Linked DNA regions of Homo sapiens: region 2 is linked to region 1. Evidence: chromatin loops called from intact Hi-C (ENCODE). Cell type or tissue: CD4-positive, alpha-beta T cell. All regions are shown on one strand. Links, peaks and the distances in the headings refer to the core of each region. The heading gives the core; the rest is flanking DNA.

Region 1 (5,389 bases), core at 64-5,063:
ACAGAAGAAAGTGCTTATCAAAGTTCATTTTTTCCTATAAAGCTCAACATTCTGACAATTGAGAGGCAGAATTAACTAAAGTTGGAAAATCCTCCTTTTTTCTTGAGATCACTTAATAATTGCATCCAACAGTGTTGTGCTCTTAATACAATACTATGACCTGAGGGTAAAACAAACAAACAAAAAAAACACCCTACCAAACTTTTAAACACCAATAGAACAGATCCTATATAACCCTTGCATTAGTTCTGTGGGTACATAGTTGTTCCCACCTTGGGATCTGTTCCAAGAATCTGCTCAACTGATTGAGAGTTATGGCTCCAATGATCTCTGCTCTGGGCCCTACCTCTTACTCATACATATTTTTCAGATAGTAAGCTTGAGCGTCAGTGAGGCTAAGCAGTGAGGCTAGACACCTTCTCCCAGGTCACTTGACTCATGAAGAGCAGGGTAAGATTTCATGCTGAAGCTTGTGACTTTTTACTCTACATCTGGGATCTTAGTGACCTCAGCCATTGTTAATAAAGAAGGACCATGGAGGGCTATGCTATTTCCAAAGAATTTGTTTTAGGTTTTCCATTTTGACAGGCATTTCTGCTCTAGTTCTAAAGAAAACAACTATAGGTCCCTCCAACTGAAATGTAGCTGATTTGTAAAGTCAGATGTTCAGAGAGGCTTGGGAGATAAGATATAGGGATCAGGTCTATCTTTTATATTTTTGACCAAAGTCCATGGATGGGATTCAATCAAATTAAATACAGAATAATATGTGTGCTATGTGTTTATCGTCTCTTCCTGAAGATAGGGTCTCTAACAAGTTCTGGACCTCTCAAAAGCTTAAAAGCCCTGACACAACTTTAGTTACTTTCACATGTGACTACTTTTTTTGGTCTAAGAGTACACTTTTACTATGTTTTCTTTCTTTCCTTTTTTTTAACCATCCAGGAATTATAAAAATTCAGAAATGACTCTTTGAACCAAATACTATTACTAAAATCTTGATTTAAGGGGGCCTCTTGACTAAATTATAAATGAACAGGGAATTATGGAGGCAATATTATTAGGCAAAGAGTTTGAGGTGAGAGTAACAGAAATTAATGAAATTCAGTAAATATCTGTTGGGTCTTGGCTTCTTCACAGCTTATTTTAAACTTACATGGACAGAAATCTCCTTCCTTCCTGCCCTTCACTCACAAGAATAAATCAACATAGAAATTAAATAGAAATGATATTAATATGAATTAGATGTTATCAATAGGATAGTAGGTTTCACCAATTTGACAATGAAACTTAAAAAAAAAAACTCTCCCCTAAGTTATATATTATTGTGAACTGTTTTTCCCAGACTAACATTGGGAAATAACGGTCTGCCCTGTAATCTCTGTGAGCAGCCAGAGAGGACACAGGAAGAGATCAATGATTTTCAGGTGTTTGGAGCCCTCATATTTTTGTTACTTGTTCAAAGGTCTCCAGTACAGAAGTCTCCAAAAAATTATCTAAAGGGTCCAATATGTTGTTGAATGTCATTGTTTAATGAGCTCATCTAAAGTTTATTTAAATTTTACTAGTTGATTAGAACCTAAATAAATAGGATTCTAAACTTGTAGAATCCTATCTGGTAGAGAAGATAATCCAAAATGTTATGGTTTACTGCCTTGAATGGCAGTTTTGTATCTAATCATCCTGTTCTAACACTTCTCCATTAAATTGTTTATGAATACCCAGCTCCTCAAATGCTCCTGAAATGAGCTGTCTCATGTTTCAGGATACCTCATTAATTAATACATTGAATAAAACCTTGGACATGGGTTCATTTTGTTTGCATGACCATCATGTTTTTAACTTTTTGTAAATTATACATTAACACCCCTGGATATCAGTACTTTAAGACCATTGAATTTCAAGTTGACACTAATGATGCCTGGTGAGCATGCAACCCCAAACCACCAGACTTGGTTTTTATGGTTACATGGTACGGTTGCCTCATTAGTATTGGCAAGTAGTGTAAATTCTAGAGGAAAATAATTACATTCAATAGGAAAAACACATAACCACAGTCTTAGAAATAACTTGAAAAATCATTTAATTGACCTCCTGCATTAACATAACAAAGAAATGAGGCTCAGTGGGGCTAAGTGATAGCAAAGCCAAAATAAGAATTTAGGATGTTAGTGTTCTTTCTTCCTCCACACACTCGCCTACCTCAAATGCCACATTTCTTCCCAGTCCATTGCCAAGGTCACATTTTCTGCTTTGATCTTATGTCATAAACCATTATTTTCAGGAAAGACCCTGGAGAACAAAGCTCATCTTCAAATATGAGAAAAGGAAGAATTGACAGTAGATTCTTCTATAATGGAAATGCTTCCAGATGTTCAAACATCAGGAATCTGGGTGACCCAGAATGAGAAGTGTTGTGTAAAAGATGCTAATCAAGCAGCAATTTTCAGGTTTTAGTTTTTGTTATTATGATTTACTGTAACTATGCTCCTGGTGATTTTGTGAAGAAACAAGTGACTCATAAATTACTCTGTGTATGTGTGTTTTAGATGACTGAGTTCAGGTGTCTTAATTACTTGAGTAATTGGAAATATTAACAGTTGTGGCTTAAGATTGTAGTAGAAGAGAGAGGGTTTGCTGAGAGAATTTTGAAAGTAACATTTTCCTCGGACAAGAAGGAACATTTCTAAAGTTTTACCCAAGGCTATGTAATTTAAAAATTTAAATAGATATCGAAGAATTGTATTTGCATGTCTGAAATGAAAGCCCAGAGAATAGGGTGGGGAATGTTTCTTATAAACCTGGGCTCTGTTGTTGCCCTCAATCTGCATTCTTGGCTAGCTCCCTGTTTATTTCCTCCCTGCTTTTGTGATGTGCCAGCTCACTATACTGATGCCACAAACTAGATCCAAACCTCTTGTGGCTGTGCCCAGGAGGACCGTGCAGGCAGAGGAGCCAGTTTGGAGCAGAGATAGAGTGCAGCTGCAGGTGCTGGTGCTAGCCCCAGTGAGAGGTTAGGAGTGAACAGAGTTGTGTAGAAACCACATCCTCCTACAGGCATCCTGCTGACATAGGTTTGGCCTTCTTCTTGGGACTGCTCTGCATGGGTGAAACAATCTCATTCACAAAACAGAGTGACAGATTAAAACAGAATATAGAGCTTTTGAAAACACAGTGTTTTAACAGAAGATATTCTGATACATGCATATCTTGGCCTTTTTGCCTGGCGTGTTTACTCATATTTAGTATCCTTTGAATTATAAACTTCATGAAGGCAGAGACAGGTTTAGCCTGCTAATCATTGTATTTTTCAGAGCCTCACAGAGCCTCATCATTGTATTTTTCAGAGCCTCACATACTTATTAAGTATTTGACAAGAGAGTAAATTGACAAGAATAACTAGATCTGAATTGGAAGAGGAGAAGCTCCCATTAAAAAGTCCTGTGCAAGTTGGTCCCCTGTCTTCTTCAGATGCACTCTATCTAAGTTATCCATATTATGTCTTTCCTTCTCAGCCTCAGTAAATCCTATTCTGGGAAAAGGGGCTGACAAAGGCTTAACAGTTGAGTTGCGTAACAGGGGACACACCTGTCTGCTATAAGCCATAGAATGTCAATGTCAGTGAGCAGGGATCTGGAGGTATACTGGAGTTCAGAAGTCCTTTCCAAGTTCCCTGGAATTAAAGCCATAGTCAGGCCAATACTCGAAATAAATATGAATAAGGGTAGAACCTTAACCGAAGTGTTGAGCTCAATACTCCCCGAACAAACTCTCAGAGAGTTTCTTCATAAAAGCTCAAAGAAAAATGATGTCACATTAGATTTCATGGGTAAGGTAAGCCTGGAAGACCAAGTTATGCTAAGATGGGATCTTCTACCCAGGGAGCCAGGACCCTAGTAGAGAAAAAGGACAAAACCAAGAAGAGGGTCAAACACTGTTACTCTCACTACCATTTATTCCAAAGTTGAAAATTACACAAAATTTACCCTCTGACAGGGACACAGGAAGAACATAGCTTAATAGCATTTTGGGTCAACAGAGGGGAGCTTCCTTGTTTTTGTTGTTTTTGTTTTTGTTGTTGTTGTTGTTATTTTAGTATGGCATGCTATCATTAAGGTTATTTTTATTTATTTGAAATTCTATTTTCATGAAGAAGCAGAGACTATAAGGAATGCACAATCAAAGATTTAGAGAATAGGAAACATTGGCTCCTAATCAACTTTATGAACAAGGCTGAGCCCCTATATTTAGGTGAAGAAAAACTTGGCACTTGATCTAACATTTGTATCACCTGTTAATGCTTTTGCACCATTGTTCTACAGTGGAAATACACTCAGGTGGGTTTATTGATAAACACCTGGAAGAGAACAAAGTTAACCTAGCTACACATGCACAGAAAAATTATGTATTTTATTGTTAGTTTTCTTGGAAATAGGCATTTCAACAAGAACATTTAAATGATGTATTTTACAGTTGTGTCTATGTTGCAAAATGAAGTAGAGTATATAAGTTATGTCTGATACATTCACCTCATGTAACCACATCCTGTGTCAACTATAGTTGTCCTTTAACTTATCAAAATGTTTCTCTCAAATCGCTACCTGAATTTTAGACAGGTACAGTTCCAAGTTGTGACATTCTCTAGGAATATGAGAAGACTAAATTTTGAGTCATGTCTAATAATTTTCCCTAGTATCTCATTGTTATTTATTAACTATGTATTTAAGTAAAGATTATTATCATATGACAAAACACTACTATCTTAAAATTATTCTCTCAACTCAAACCAATATTGTTAAGGCTGAGTTTCATTGGGACAAATATTTGAAAGGACCTTTTTCTTTAAGACACAGCCATTGATAAAAATAATTTTATTCAAATCTTTGGAAATTATGACAAAGGTGGTGATAAGGACATAATTTTTATGAGTATATCTGGCATATTAAGTTATTTAGATACCATATATTTAAGAGCTGTCTAAAAATTTTATAATAGAAATGCATTACCTTTTTGTTTAATCATTAAATAACATTTATTTGAAACAACAGTTTAAATGTGAATTTTTTTCACATCTATATTGGAATTTCCTTTCAAGACATGATTACAAGTCTTGATTCTACCTCACCAGAGTCTTTTAAGTTCGTGTGCATACAAAAAAGAGATGCCGAGCCAAGTCTGACCGCTGAAGCAGTTTGCCAATCTCAATCGACGCCTGAACTGTCTGTGGGTGTTAAGGAATGTTAAGAAATAATGGAATAAATTATTGAAGACATTCTTTCTGCTTGAAATATTTGGAAGACGTCATAACAGCTTACAAAATGTCATAGGACAGCGTTAACGTCCCTTCTCATCTCTGATGGCACGTTCCCAGTCCCTTCGTGTAGCTGAT
Region 2 (5,389 bases), core at 244-5,243, 50 kb before region 1:
TTATTGCATATTCTATTTAGTTTCTGAATGTCATCACAATTCATTTCTATTTTATGTAATCATTAGCTTGTGTAATATTGGTCCAGCAAGAATCTAATAATGATATATAAATGACCTTATGGTATTACTAAATTCTGTACTAAGTAATTTTATTTTCCAGTTATTAAACTCCAATTCAGAAAGAAAATATCTTTAATAGTCATTCCAGAGCAATATAAAATGGAAAATTATAATTGGGTAGCAATTCTGTTATTATACCATAATAGATTTTAAAATTGCATATATTATGCAACACACATTCCGGTTAATGGTATGCCTTTCTAATAAAACAACTCCATTATTGTTGGAACTCAAGAACTTCATTAAAACCACTGGCTATATTTGTAGTAGAAAGCAAAGAAAAAAGAGAGTCCTATAGTGTTTTGATAAATACCTGGATATTTTATTATGGAATTCTCACATTTCATATTTCTTTTCTATGATGCTGTTGTAATCTATGGCCTTTGTCACTCCCATTGCTGCTGTGTACAGCTGTCCAGATTGCGTATTGTACTTCAGCAGGCTCCATTCACATAGAGTACCATGATGAGCCCCTCAGACTTGTAAAGTTCACAACCTGCAAAACTACATGTGGTGTCCCTGACTCCCTATTTACACTCCATAACAGACTCCTTGTATTAAAAACTAGATTTCTGTGATCTCAGCTCTGACTTCAAACGAGATCAAATTTCAAGAATGGCCTGAAATTAGACTACATAGCTCATCTTCAGCATTTTTAGATAGATTCAAATCTTTGGAAATTAACAAGTTAGAGTCCCAGGTGTGTGTCATATGAGACTTTAAACATGTAGCAGACATTTCTAACTTTTGATTATGTATACTTGATGAGAATAGAAGTGGGATTTTGATTATAGCTCAGTTTATACAGCCCGCTTCTGGGTGGCCTCACAAGACCATAGAAACAAGCAGTAGAAAGTATAGCAGATTCTAGAAAGAAAACAGAAAATGTTAAATCAATAAAAAATAAGATTTAAAAAAGTACTCTTAGTTGTGAGTACTTCATAAGTGACTTTTAGTTTTCCCCAGCATACTTTGAGGTGGGCGTTGTGGGCAACCCTGGCCTAAACTAAGAGCCCTGCCTTGGAGTCTGACATTTAGTCATAAGGGAACACAGTTCCGAGCCTTTGGTTTCCTCTGTCTGTCTGCCAGTGACATTTAAAACATCTGTCTAGCAAACTCAACCTGGAATAGTGGGTGTGCATCTGTGCTTTGTAGTACAATTGCAGAGCTTTGTTGTTGTTATAATACAGCTCTGCTTACAGTTTTCATTTCTAACCCCAGATGGAATTCTGACTCTGAGACTGAAAAAGGAACAGAAGCCAGAATTGAGGTTCATGCATTTCTGCATTCGCACATTTTCTTTGTCTTAAGGAGTTCAATTTAACCCCAGGTGCATCAAATTAAAGTTATGTATGTAACACAACTTTATAGTAAGTCCTCCCCAAGTACGAATGAATGTATGTTGAGTAAACATCCCCAAAAGATCCCATTAAGATGTAAACATGAAAGAATGCTCAATACAGCTGTGGTCTCACCATTTGCCTTGTGTTGTACATCTGGCGGAAGCTGGTCAAGAGCATACCACTGATAGTCTGGCTGTGTGGAACAATACAACATTATTATAGCAATATGGACTTCAAATATAGTGGCATGTCAAAAATACAATTAGGCTATGTGGCTTTTATTAAGCAGGCAACACAAAAGTAATTTCTATCCAAACCTATTGCCAACCTCACTCATCCTGCTTACCCCCCATCACTGCCATCATCTCTCCCTACCCCCTCTTAAATCCACTCTGTGTTTGGCCAGAATTTCTACCACTTTGAGGTTGTGACATATTTTCTTTCTTTTTTTGAAACAGATGTGTTTTGAATATCTGCAGAAGTATAAACACTTGTAAAACTTACTACAGCCCATCAATAAAACAAAGCAACTTAGCATCAACAAATACTCTTTTTGAGACCCTCACACTAGAGGCAATGAGAAGGCCAGGAAAAAAAGTTTAATACAAGTTTTCTAATGGTTTAAGGAAGAAATTTAAGCTATTAAATGGGGATTTGGCATTGACAGAAGTTCAGGATGGTGAAGCAGGGCAAATCTTTCCCTTTTTGCTGTTGTGAAGAACCGATCCAGCAGAACCTATCCTCTAAATTGCTCATATAGTTTAGTCTACAGAGACAAGATTTTTCTCTTGGGATTTTCTCCTAGGTTTACACCAGTTAAGAACAGCTAGATATTGAATGTCGAACAAATTGCATTGAATAAATAGTAAACCCATAGGCCTGAATCATCAAGATATCTCCAAGGCCAGCACCTCTGTATTTAACGCTTAGGAATGGAGCAATCTCAGCTTTACCTGCCCACAAAGCAGGTCTGTCTTTCTGCTCTGAATGCTCACCCCTGCCTCCTACTTCTCCACAAGACACAGAGAATATAGATTTTTTTGTTGTTCTGTAATTCAATTATCTCCTAAAAATAACTTGAGGAAAATTTTTCTAACATGAGCCAACAGAGAGCATTTACAAGGCTGCCAGACCACTGAAAGTAGCCCAGAAAGTTCAATTACTCAATAAGACACTGAGAAATGCTGCTTTTAGTGCAGTTTGACCCCACTGTACCCCTACTCTAGACACCTAGGCCCTTGGCTCCTCTGGCTTATGAAAAAGCTAGAAGAGGAAATGAGATCACCTCTGTTTTTTATCTTCTCGTTTATTTTTAGATGTCTCAAATAACACATAGGATAAGTGACGTGAGCCTCAGTTTTATATTCCAGGAGAGTTGCCAAGAGAAGGTAAATATCCTGTAATGTTACCAACACTATAGCATGTGACTTAATTCAGCCTTCGATATAGACAAGAAACATGAAATATTATTTTTAAATTAACTTTGAGGATTTGGTTGTAAACTCTACTGTTATGCTGAGATTTTTTTCATCTGACTACTGCTTGAAAATGTAGGCCATTCTGGCCAGGCGCAGTGGCTCATGCCTGTAATCTCAGCACTTTGGGAGGCCAAGGTGGGCGGATCATGAGGTCAGGAGTTTGAGACCAGCCTGGGCAATATGGTGAAACCCCATCTCCGCTAAAATTACAAAAATTAGCCACGTGTGGTGGTGTGTGCCTGTAGTCCCAGCCAGTCGGGAGGCTGAGGCAGGAGAATTGCCTGAACCCAGGAGGTACAGGTTGCAGTGAGCCAAGATCGCACCACTGCACTACAGCCTGGATGACAGAGCGAGATGCCTTCTCAAAAAAAAAGAAAAAAGAAAAAAAGAAAGAAAATGTAGGCCATTCTACATGGCTTGGAGTCCTTTTTCAAATATAGGCCTTTATTTGGTGACAATTTTATGTGACCTGGACTGCCTTGCCTTTTTTAATTGACATGGACTGTTTGATGAGCTATAGTAGGTGAATTCCTTCCTTCTTTCCATAAAGAAATATTTGACTGAAACAATAATTTGTACTCCTAGGTAAATGTGAATGACTGATTGGTTTTATAGTTAACCTTTCATAAGAATATTTCTCCAATCCCCCAACCTGTAGAAGCCAACTCCTATAGGTTAATTCACTCCTACAGTAAATTTCTCTTTATGTTTCTCACAATCTGAGTTGACTTCTACATTCTTGAAAAAAAAATTTAATGTTATTGGTAAAGACTGAAAAGTAAGCAAACAGGTAAAGAAAAAAAAGGAAAAGGGGGAGGGAGAGCAGACAGAACTAGCAACCCGCAATAACATGAAAAGACTCAATTCTTAGCGGTGTGCTGTGTCATACCAGGGTCAAATAAGAGATGCTCATTAAATCCTCACATTCCTTCAGCCACCCAAAGAGTCATTATCTCCTCCCTTGGGAAAAGGGTTTTGAGTCACACTCGAACAAAAGTATGAGAACTTTCAGGAAGCCAAGAGAATCATGTTCTCTGTAAGCATTCTGGTAGGAAAATCCCAGTTAAAAATCTTAGATTTTTTCATCATGAGAAACACAATTAATCAAACCTAAAGGGTAGCGGGATTTGTCTGGGTAAATCCAAAATGCAGAAAATGCATATTTTTTTCCTGGATAAATTTCTATCTATGTAGGCAAAATAAAAAGTAGAGGAGGGTAGGTGGAATACTGCTATTGAGAAGGAAAAAAAGGGTGCTTTGGGCCTCACTAATTCAGGTTGACTGTCCAAATCAATTCCCCTCACAAATAATTGCTCAACTCTGCATTTCATTTTGTCTGGGAAGACACAGCCATGGAGAACAACTTAAGTGGGTCACTTTTTCTTGGATCCTTTAAGAAAATCCTTTCAATTGGAAAATGTCAAAATCTATTTTGCACATATGTAGCAATATCCATAGTAGTTCAATATAAATTTACAACCGAACAAAAGCATCTCATTTTTCTTGTTTTGCCATATCCACTTTCCTTTATACATAAATACACTTTATACAGAAAATGTCCTTTGGGTAGAATGAAGTATGCCAATTGAAAATGTTATATGTTGTTCAAGGAATTATTCCCAATTTAATACCTTTCAGTTAATTTATTCGTATCTATGTGTCCTATGGATTCAGTGTCCCAAAGATAATTCTAGTGTACATTGACCACTCCAACTTTGCAAGTTAGAGGCTGAGAGAAAACAGAGGCTCTTGCTGTAGATAATATAATGTGCTGAAATTCCAGAGATGCACATAATTTCTACCAAAACAGTATACTAAGCACTTTTTCAAATGCACTCTTACTTACTGGGTGCTCCCGTTGCTTCTGCACAGCTCCAGGGCCTGTTGGTACCCATGGATCTTGCAGGTGGAAAACCAAGCCGCAGTTACAGGGTGGGCAATACATCTGAGGAGAACAAAACTGTGGGGTCACTACCAGTGGGAGAGACTGAGGAGTTGCAGTGACATTGCTTTATACAAAAGGTTTGGTTTCAATCTTAAGGTTCCACTTAATCTGGCATAATTATAACTCAAAATAGTAAACATGTCAATAGACTCAGGACCAATACAAACGAGGCTCACAGGTCAAGTTTTACCTAAGGTGAAACTATAATCATTTCCCCATTTTGAAGAAATTAGACACACTTGAAAAGTATATAGAGTTAACTTTATGTTTTTGAGTTATCTTTATTGAGGGCCCTCAATGAAGAAAATCTATTCATTGAGTCATAAAATAGGTTTTCTTAAATTGTAGCCAGGGAAAACTAAAATCCAGAAAGGAAATTAGGAATTAGGACAAATAATATTCATTATTTAAGGCTATTAGAGAACCCATGGGATAGAATGCTTCAGTGCTCAAGAAGGCATGTTATTTTTTCAAAAGAGGCAGTATTTGATTTAGTTTTCTAC

The links. A loop is a pair of places that touch in the nucleus more often than their neighbours do. Peaks named below come from ENCODE experiments on the same cell type or tissue, not always from the same donor. Only the 100,000 strongest peaks of a DNase experiment are listed, where the experiment ranks them.
Region 2: a loop joins it to region 1, with 2.1 times the contacts of the local background. A loop is called at or near these places in 6 of 110 quality-filtered maps.

What each region holds. Positions count from the first base shown.
Region 1 is chr4:121,187,018-121,192,406 of GRCh38, forward strand. It overlaps a transcript of TNIP3 not described here. Among named protein-coding and RNA genes, the nearest start is that of TNIP3, 25 kb to the left of the region's middle. In CD4-positive, alpha-beta T cell, for the core only: no CTCF peak of the experiment used is centred there; a DNase peak (open chromatin) is centred at 3,034; H3K4me3 peaks cover 467 bases; H3K27ac peaks cover 2,181 bases.
Region 2 is chr4:121,137,029-121,142,417 of GRCh38, forward strand. TNIP3 (TNFAIP3 interacting protein 3) reads right to left here. Exons shown (of 11, transcript NM_024873.6): 9 at 4,788-4,886; 10 at 1,596-1,656. Among named protein-coding and RNA genes, the nearest start is that of TNIP3, 25 kb to the right of the region's middle. In CD4-positive, alpha-beta T cell, for the core only: no CTCF peak of the experiment used is centred there; a DNase peak (open chromatin) is centred at 2,773; H3K27ac peaks cover 1,261 bases.